Regions from separate parts of the Homo sapiens genome. Here region 2 is linked to region 1. Evidence: read pairs that join two places in POLR2A ChIA-PET (ENCODE). Cell type or tissue: PC-9. All regions are shown on one strand. Each heading gives the region's core, and the rest is flanking DNA. Links, peaks and the distances in the headings are about the cores only. Region 1 has its middle 190 kb from the start of ARHGAP20. Region 2 has its middle 110 kb from the start of LINC02550.

What was found. ChIA-PET counts read pairs that join two places held together with the same protein. Peaks named below come from ENCODE experiments on the same cell type or tissue, not always from the same donor. Only the 100,000 strongest peaks of a DNase experiment are listed, where the experiment ranks them.
Region 2: POLR2A ChIA-PET joins it to region 1 with 8 read pairs; 2 of 35 experiments call an interaction of 5 or more read pairs at or near these places.

The regions. Positions count from the first base shown.
Region 1 is chr11:110,898,653-110,903,054 of GRCh38, reverse strand. No RefSeq gene overlaps it. Among named protein-coding and RNA genes, the nearest start is that of ARHGAP20, 190 kb to the right of the region's middle. In PC-9, for the core only: no CTCF peak of the experiment used is centred there; no DNase peak of the experiment used is centred there.
Region 2 is chr11:110,982,333-110,986,734 of GRCh38, reverse strand. No RefSeq gene overlaps it. Among named protein-coding and RNA genes, the nearest start is that of LINC02550, 110 kb to the left of the region's middle. In PC-9, for the core only: no CTCF peak of the experiment used is centred there; a DNase peak (open chromatin) is centred at 2,424.

The sequences.
Region 1 (4,402 bases), core at 314-4,313:
GGAGATGTGATACCATCCCTAAGGGGAGGATGGGGTGGGGATTTTCAAAAAGATATAAAATGGCTCTTAAAAATAGAAGAAAGTGTTGTTAATTAGAAGTGCCCTTCCCCCTATATTGCAGACTACTTATTTTGGGTAGGATGGAGGGACTTTTTAGGAAGCTCATGTGGTTGTTTTAGTCTCCAGAAGCACATACTGGCCTGGCTTTGGGGACCATGTGATTCTTCAATGACTCCTGTTGCTTCCAAGGCCACAGAGTCAGAGATCTCCAATTTCAGGCCTCCCACTGTCAGAACCTGTCTCCTCGCCCCCAATCCTACCCCACCGCCCCAGGGTATAGGCAACTCCTCATTTCTTCTGGGCTGGGTCATGGCCTCTTCAGGCAGCCTCTGGGGAAGCTTTGGCAGTAACTTGGTCCTGTGATAGAGAGGTGTGAGAGTTCCTTATCGGGGACTGTTCTAGGCTGGGTTGTGTCTCTCTAAGTTTTATATATTGAAGTACTAACTCCTAGTACCTCAGAATGTGACCTTATTTGGAAATAAAGATGTGATTAGATGTGATTGTAGATGTGATTAGTGAAGATGAGGTCATACTGGAGTAGAATGAGTCTCTAATCCATTATCACCGGGATCTGTATAAAAAGGGGAAATTGGGACACAGACATGTGTAGAGGAAAGACAGTATAAAGAGACAAGGTGAGAACATCATCTCCAGGCCAAGGAATGCCTGCAGCTACCAGAAGCTAGGGGACAGGCTTAGAACAGATTCTCTCTCACAGCCCTTAGATGGAACCAATCCTGCCTACATTTTGATCTTGGACTTCTAGCCTCCAGAAGCAGGAGACAATAAATTTCTGCTTTGCAAGCCATCCAGGTTGTGTTACTTTGTTGGTTTGTTAAGAAATGAACGCAGGGAACTTTTCTCCTATTCCAAGTCCATAGAATCCCTTTCCGAGTCTTCCTCCACTATTGCCTAAATCTTCCCCTTCTAAAACTGGGCTGTCCTTAAAGGACCGTATTTGTACTTAGCTCAGGCCTCATCTCTCTCCTAAGGCGATCTGCATGGAAATTTTATATGTGGTTGTGAAATGTGGAGTCTTGTCCCCTGTTTTGGAAGCAATAAAACATGGAGGTCGAAAGCATAGGCTTGGCAGTCAGAAAGCACAGTGTTTAATAGCTTCCTGGCTGTTGGACTTTGAGAAGTTAAAGAAGCATGAACTTCTCATCTGTTAAATGGGGCACTAATGCTCCTCAACTTCTATGATTAGGTGAGATTGTAAAAGGAAGGCACTTAGCACAATTCCTGACAGATAAGCACCTCCATTAATGAGAGCTATTAAAAATAGTACCTATTAGGGGGAGCTTCAGGCATGGAGGAACAGGGGTGGGGGCGTGTGCATGGAGTCTTTTCAGCTCTCTGAAATTAGACTAGACAGCTGCCTACTCGGTTATGTAACTCTTGAGTCACATTTATAGTCTCCATTAAGCCGAATAACCACATGACCCCTGTGTGTCTTAGAGAATCTAAGAAAATATCAATTTTAACATGAAAATAAAAGGGTTTGCTGAGCCACAAGATGCAAATGATATCCAGAACCAAGTAATGCTGTCCCCTGCTTCTTCCAGCAGGGTGAGAGGAGTCAGCACATACAGGTCAGGTACCTAGAATCAGTCAAACCCAACCCTGAGGTGAGAAAACACAGCTCCCCTTCTATTCATCTGCATGACCATGGGCCACTGTCTTAGTCTCTCTGAGCTTTAAGTCCCTTACCTGTAAAGGGTCCTGGAGGATAGTGTTGTTGTTCACAAATATTTCCTGCTCTTCTCAGGGGATGTTACAATCTCTGACCCCAATCATATCTCAGTTGTCCCTATGACTTGCTTTGACCAGTGAAAAAGGAGGGGACATGATGGGTATGCCCTCAGGCCTCTTCTTACCTCTGTTATCATGGAAGCACCTGTCAAGATGGCACCACTATTAGCCTGGTCCTGAGTGTGTACAATAAGTAGGTCACCTTCGTGAACTATGACCACAAGCAATCAAACAACTTTGCTGCTTTAAGACCCTGAGATATTAGAGTTGTTTGTTTCCACAGCACAACTTAGCTCATTTGGACTGATATGGGTAGGAAGGCAGACATATGCTTCATGGGGCTCTGGGGAAAGGCTTTTCAAATATGAAGTGCCTTACAATTATAGGCCAATACTTGAGAGAAAAAGAAACTTTAATTCCCATGAATTATCCCCTACTCCTACCAAAACATTATGATTAATAATTAAATATTAGTTGAGGAAAAAACAAACAAAAAATCCCCACTGATCAGGCAAACTCCTTTCTCTCAAAGTAGACAGAGGAAAGAAGGAGATATGAAGCAGAATTATTGACAACAGACTTAAAAAGAAGCACCTTGGAAGCTTGCTTAAATCAGGCCGTCCTCCCACTGGCTGTCTCAAGTCTCTTACCTTCTGATTTTTGCCTTTTTGTGCATACTTCAAATGTCTAAAAGAGCTACTTGAAAATTGTATTTTTCTTTATATTTGAGAGGAAACCCATCAAATGTGCACATAAAGTCATAATGTTCCAGGTCATAGAAAGAAAGAAAAAGATAGAAATCAATTATTTAGAAGGCACTCATTTGTTTCCTGTAAAGCTTGTAATATGCATTATTTATTGTACGGAGAGAGCAAAAAGGGCTTTCTTATTCACGTGACAAATTCACCAATGACCCTAGAGGAAACTTCCGTTTTGTTGTCCTCAATGTAGAAAGTCTTAGCATAGGTCATCAAAGAAAAAAAAGGAGATAATGCCCAAAACACAGTTGACATAGTATTTCACTTTCATATTTATATTTGAATAGGTGAATGACAAAAATTCTGCTAATTTTCTTCAATCAGGTTAATTAAATCACACAGAAGACTTTACCCAGAAGTATCCAACCAACATCCTCATTCTACTCCTTGTTTGGTTATTTCCTGCTCCATTGCAAATGAACAACACTAACTCACAGATTATTATTTTTCTTAAAGTCCCTGAGAAAATAGAATTGCCTTTTTCTCTTTTGAAAAAATTCCTTCTATTTGGTTTGCACCTTTCTGGGACCAAGATGTTTGTTTTAAAATAGAGGCAACCTCAAGCCTCCTTTCCTTCCAATTCTTGCTGAGCTATGGGGTGAAATTGAAAAGAAATAAATGGTAATAATGTTAGCCAAGGAGGCTGCCATTACAGGGAAATTGGAACAAGAGAGATCTGGGGTGAAAAGAGGCTGAAGAAAGTACAGCTTAGAGCTGATCTGTTTTAGGACATCAGTCAGACCTGGCCAGAGCATTTGGAAATGTGCTACTTCTGGAATGAATAAGCCAGGACTTGTGGGGAGGTGTGGGAATTTATTGATTTGAGTTCTTGGGCCATCATCATTTTTCTTAAATTACTTTTTCGAGGTATTGCCCTTCTTGACTCAGACATGAAAGATGTCTCCTCTCATTTAAATCAGAATGCAAAATTGGGAATTGGTCCCACATCTTGCATGTAGGAAAAGAACACTTGGATATAGAAAACCAACCGATAGGAGCTCCTTCTCCTCTTGGAGATCTTCTATAAGAGGCCATCATAATGCTTCTCTCGACCATTCTCCAGAAAGTGAACCTAAAGAACTTGAACAAGAAGACCAAAAAATGCACCATCTCTAAAGAATGAGAAGACAAGCCACAGACTGGGAGAAAATATTTGCAAAAGACCTATCTCATAAAATACTGTTCTCCAAAATGTACGAAGAACTCTTACAACTCAACAGTAAAAAAAAAAAAAAAAAAAAAAATTTAAAAATGGGCAAAAGATCTGAGCAGACACTTCATCAAAGGAGATATAGATGGTAAATAAGCATATGAAAAGATGCACAACATTATGTCATTAGGAAATTGCAAATTAATAAAATATCACTATGCATCTATAAGAATGGCCTGAATCCAAAACACTGACAACACCAAATGCTGGCAAAAATGTGGAGCAATGGGAACTCTCATTCGTTACTAGTGGGAATGCAAAATGGTACAGCCACTGTGGAAGATGGTTGGGCAATGTCTTACAAAACTATTATAACACTCTTACCATACAAATCCAGGAGTCATGCTCCTTGGTATTTAACCAAATGACTTGAAAACTTATGTCCACACAAAAACCTTCACATGTATGTTTATAGCAACTTTATTCATAATTACCCAAACCTGAAATCGACCAAGATTTCCCTCGGTAGGTGAATCGATAAACTGTGTTGCATCCACACAATGGAATATTATTCAGTGCTAAAAAGAAATGAGCTATCAAGCCATGAAAAGCCATGGAGGAAATTTAAATGCATATTACTAAGTGAAATAAGCCAATCTGAAAGGTTACATATTGTATGATT
Region 2 (4,402 bases), core at 241-4,240, 84 kb before region 1:
ATACACAAAATTCTATTTCATTCCATCTCTAGGATCCTAAGAACCTCTGTGTCTCTCCTACCTTTTCCTCCTCTCAAAGAAATCACAGATCTTCAATCAATTACTTTAAATATCGTTGGTCTATTAGGGCTTACCTTGGTTCCATCATGTCTTCCTCTGTAGTTCTGGTCTGAACAAACTGTACAAGTTTCATAACATTATATACCCACATAAAAGCATAAGAAGAGAATCCAAAAGAGTAAAATCAGGACATGCAGTTTCAGGCAAAATAACTGAATTGGGTTTTAAGGGGAATTATTTAGGTCATTCGATATTTAATTTAAACTGTATGCTTCCTATTCCACTTTTAATTAATTCATCTTTTTGCTTGCGCTGACACGGTCAGAGCTTATTTCGGATCCCTTGTTCTCAAAGATCAAATTGCTTTTCTAAAGTAGATTTGGTTTCTAAAACTTGGCATCTCTGAGCTTCTGGTGCCGATACAAAGAGCACATACATATTTCAACAATCCACGGATTGTTGTTAGTAAGAGGCATCCGTTCCTGGCCTTTGAGAGGAAGGGCACAGCAAGTTTCTGCATAGGGGGAAGCGATGGAGCTATTATTACATTCAAGACATCACTGGTTTGTCCATTCAGAAATGGACAAGTTAGGCTCTGTGGTCCACTCTAAAGAAGAGACTGTGAAAGTGGGTCCCCTGTTGACACTTTGACTGCTAGCCCTTCCCTCACATCCAGCCTGCAGCAGAAGGTTCCCAGAACCCTGGTTTGCTAACCTTGACCTCTCCCATCACCATGGAAATGCAACATTGCCAAGGGAACTTCCTCTGTGATTATCATTCAGACTATAAAAGATTAGAATAGGAAAAAAGAAAAATAAAAATTCAATGTCCATTTCATCTCACCATTCAGCCTTTTTCTTTAGAACAAAGGACCTCCTGGCAATTTATTTGAAAGTTTGCTGTCCAGGGTGGGGCCTGGGGTAGGGAGGAGGAGGAGTCAGGCCAAGAACTGCAGCAGCTGCTTAACATGTTGTCAGACTTCTGCTCTGTGGAGTGTTACTGTTTGACTTGAGGCTTACCTGTGGCATATTAAAATATTTGGAATAATGATTGTATCCTTAATAGTACTTGACATTCATTTGGTTTCTCACCTGCAGGTTGCTAAGCAAACAACCAAACTATCAATATTATTATTTTTCCACCACCCCCTTTGAATCAGAAATTTGATAGCAATAAAAGAGGCTCGATTTCAACTTATGGTGGGTTTGTTCCCACAGATTTGGAAGAAACCATAGAGATCTAGTCTAAAGATCTTTAACCTGAAGTCCGAGAACTTTTTGGAACTCTGTGCAAAATATGCTATGTGTATTAAAGATAGTTCATAGCTTTTCTCAGATTCTCATAGGTTCTAACATCCAGAAACATTAAGAATAACATACCTGGTCTAATACCCTCCTTTAACAGATCAGTGAAATGAAACCCAATGAAATGATGTCCTTTTGCTTCCTTTCTTCCTCCTGCTCCTTTATTCTTCTCCTTCTCTTACTCTTCTTTTCCTCTTCCTCCTCCCTCTTTCCTATTCCCAAAATGACACAGCTATATACCTTGAATTTTGCGTAGGGTTGGAGTGAATGTTAAACAAGATTGGAAGAGTTCCACATTGGGGCACAATAAAGACAATAAGTGGGAATGCAGTTGAAAGTGCACCTGGACTCACAATGAAGATTATTAACGTGTAGGCCAGTTATTGCAGAAACACATTCTGGGGTTTTGGCCATTAATTAATGCAGGATCCCTGGTAACCCAGCAATCAGGACCTGGCATGTTTTCAATATGTGTTTCTTGGTCCACTAGTTGCCTTGGCAATTGTGTCTCTCTTCCTGTCTCCAGGAGTGGGGATCAGAAGCTGTTGAGGCCCAGTATCCCCAGAGTTACCAGGGAAAGAATGATACAGGGGGCTTCTGAAAGTCCCAGGAGTTCCTGTCTGACTTTGACTCTGCTTCCAGAGAGTAGAAAAGGTGAACCCTATGTATCTTGATGAGGTAAATATATTGTGCTTTCATTTGTGATATCTTACCATCTAGCTGCTATTCATTCTGAACCTTGAAGTCCTCATCAACACTGATACAGCAAAGATATCCCTTATGAATTTTAGAATCAGAGTCGTAAGTTTGGGTGCTGGCTTCAACAGTACTGGCCTTGAGCAAGTCCCATAACCTGTTTAGCTCCTGGTTTCTGCATGTGTAAAATGGCAACCACCAAAATACCTACTTTAGTGATGGTTGCAACAATTAAATAAACTGAGATATATAATGTGTCCCACATGGGGTCTAGCATCCAGTAAGACTCTCAGTATAATAAAGACTTCCTATTAACTTTTACCCAGCTCTGGCCTTTCTGTATCTACCACGTAAACTGACTCAGAGTGTAGGAATGCTGGAGGTATTTTCTTGTGGTTTGTTCTGCACTTAAGAATAAATAACAATAATCAAGCCTCAGTTACTCTCTTTGCTTTCTCTTGAGCTCCTTAAGTGAAATGAATAAGATGGTCTGGAAAAACATTTCGTGTGTCCCTCCACACACAGTTAAAAAGCAGTCAAAAAGACTTAAACTTAAAAAGTTTAAGTCTTCTGTGAACCCTGTAAGGCAGTATCATTCAAAGTGTTCAGATTTGTCAATGTTTTTTCAAACTCCTGAGCTCAGCCAATCCACCAGCCTCTGCCTCCCAAAGTGCTGGGATTAGAGGCGTGAGCCACCACGCCTAGAGTCAATGCTTTTTATGATAAATCTTTGCAAACTCTCTTAGGAATTAAATTTATATGTTTTACCCTTTTTACATGTTATGTATGAAAGAGAGATTTTAAGTTAAAAATATACGTATTTTAGGTCTGTGTTATAAAATCTTAAGCCAAGTGATGAGAGCATATACATTCATTATATTATTATCTATACTTTTTTGTATTCCCAAAATATCCCATTATGAAAAGATAATATTGCACTAATATTTCATTTTTAAAAGTCTAGTAATTATTTTAATAGAGGAAAAATGTCAACAATTTTTTATTTATCAAGTGATATATACTATTTGATTTTTTTTCTATTTCCTTTTTTCTTTATTTCTTCTTAAAAAAACAGGATGCCTATTTGATTTATATTAACTTAATTCTAGATGTAAAAGAATGATTCATGGCCAAATACATTTTAACATTTCTTTGTGTCATATTTTTACTTTGGGACTAAAACTATATTAAAGTAAATTGGAGTCTAACTACAAGTTCTAGAATCAACAATTGCTTCCATAACTAGCTTAAAATTTCTCTTTTGAACTTAAAAAATCAACTGGTATTGTTTTTCGATGTGTCTAATTTTCAGGTTTTTTTTCTAAATCACAAGATGAGAATGAAGGTTTTAGGATTTGATTTGCACAAATAACACACTGCGGTTGTTGACAGGCCTTATTCTCAATAGCTGGAAAGTCAAATTATATATAATCATCATGTATTTTACATTTTTAAATACTGTTAAAGTACAATAAACACCCTGGTGTGCAATATGAGAACTTTGAATGCTGTCCACGGATCTAATGCAAGCATCTTGAGGCAAGTTTGCGAATTCACTGCTTTTGTGTTTCCCTTCCACTTTCTATATTTCAACAACAGAGTTCCTTACAAATTAAACAGTGTATGACTAAGAATAAAACAATACGAAATGGTATATGGGTCAAAAATATTGTGGCAGCTACAGGGGTTTGGTGTATGGTAAAATGACTATGTGATTGAATCATGAAGACCCTTGTCAGATATCCACTAAGTCCTGAGGGCTCGGTGACATAAACACAGGGGACCCATAAGGACAAAAATGCTTGATGTTATTAAGCCCCAAATGGGAAAGTTGCTGTGTAATGATAACTTGACTGACAAAACAACAAACTTATTAATTCCGTTGCATGGTCACACTTGGATTGGAATACCTGGGACTGATAGCATTATTCCAGGAAGGAATAGAGTTCAACAGAACCCTGACCACTCTGGCTTATAGATTGTCAAGTTGGTGAGAAAGTCAATAATTTTGGTCACAAAATCAGGGGGTTCCAGGAGTTAAGAAAAGTCAGCACTATTTTCCACTGTTCAGGCAGTTGTTATGTAACAGAAAACTCACAGCAGTTGTTTCAAATCCTATTTTTCATAAATGCCACTGTCCAGCCTTACTCTCAGCAGACAGCTATATCCTCAACCAAGAACATCAAGACCAAAGAGCTCAAGGTCTCTCATCTCCAAACACTCTGAATCTCTACTCCCTCTCTGCCCTGCATTCCAGGCCCCCTCCTGGCCTACCTGGAACAATGGCCTTAGTTTCCTATCTTACCCCTCTAGTGATTCTCACTCTTTTCCGTCTTTAAGTG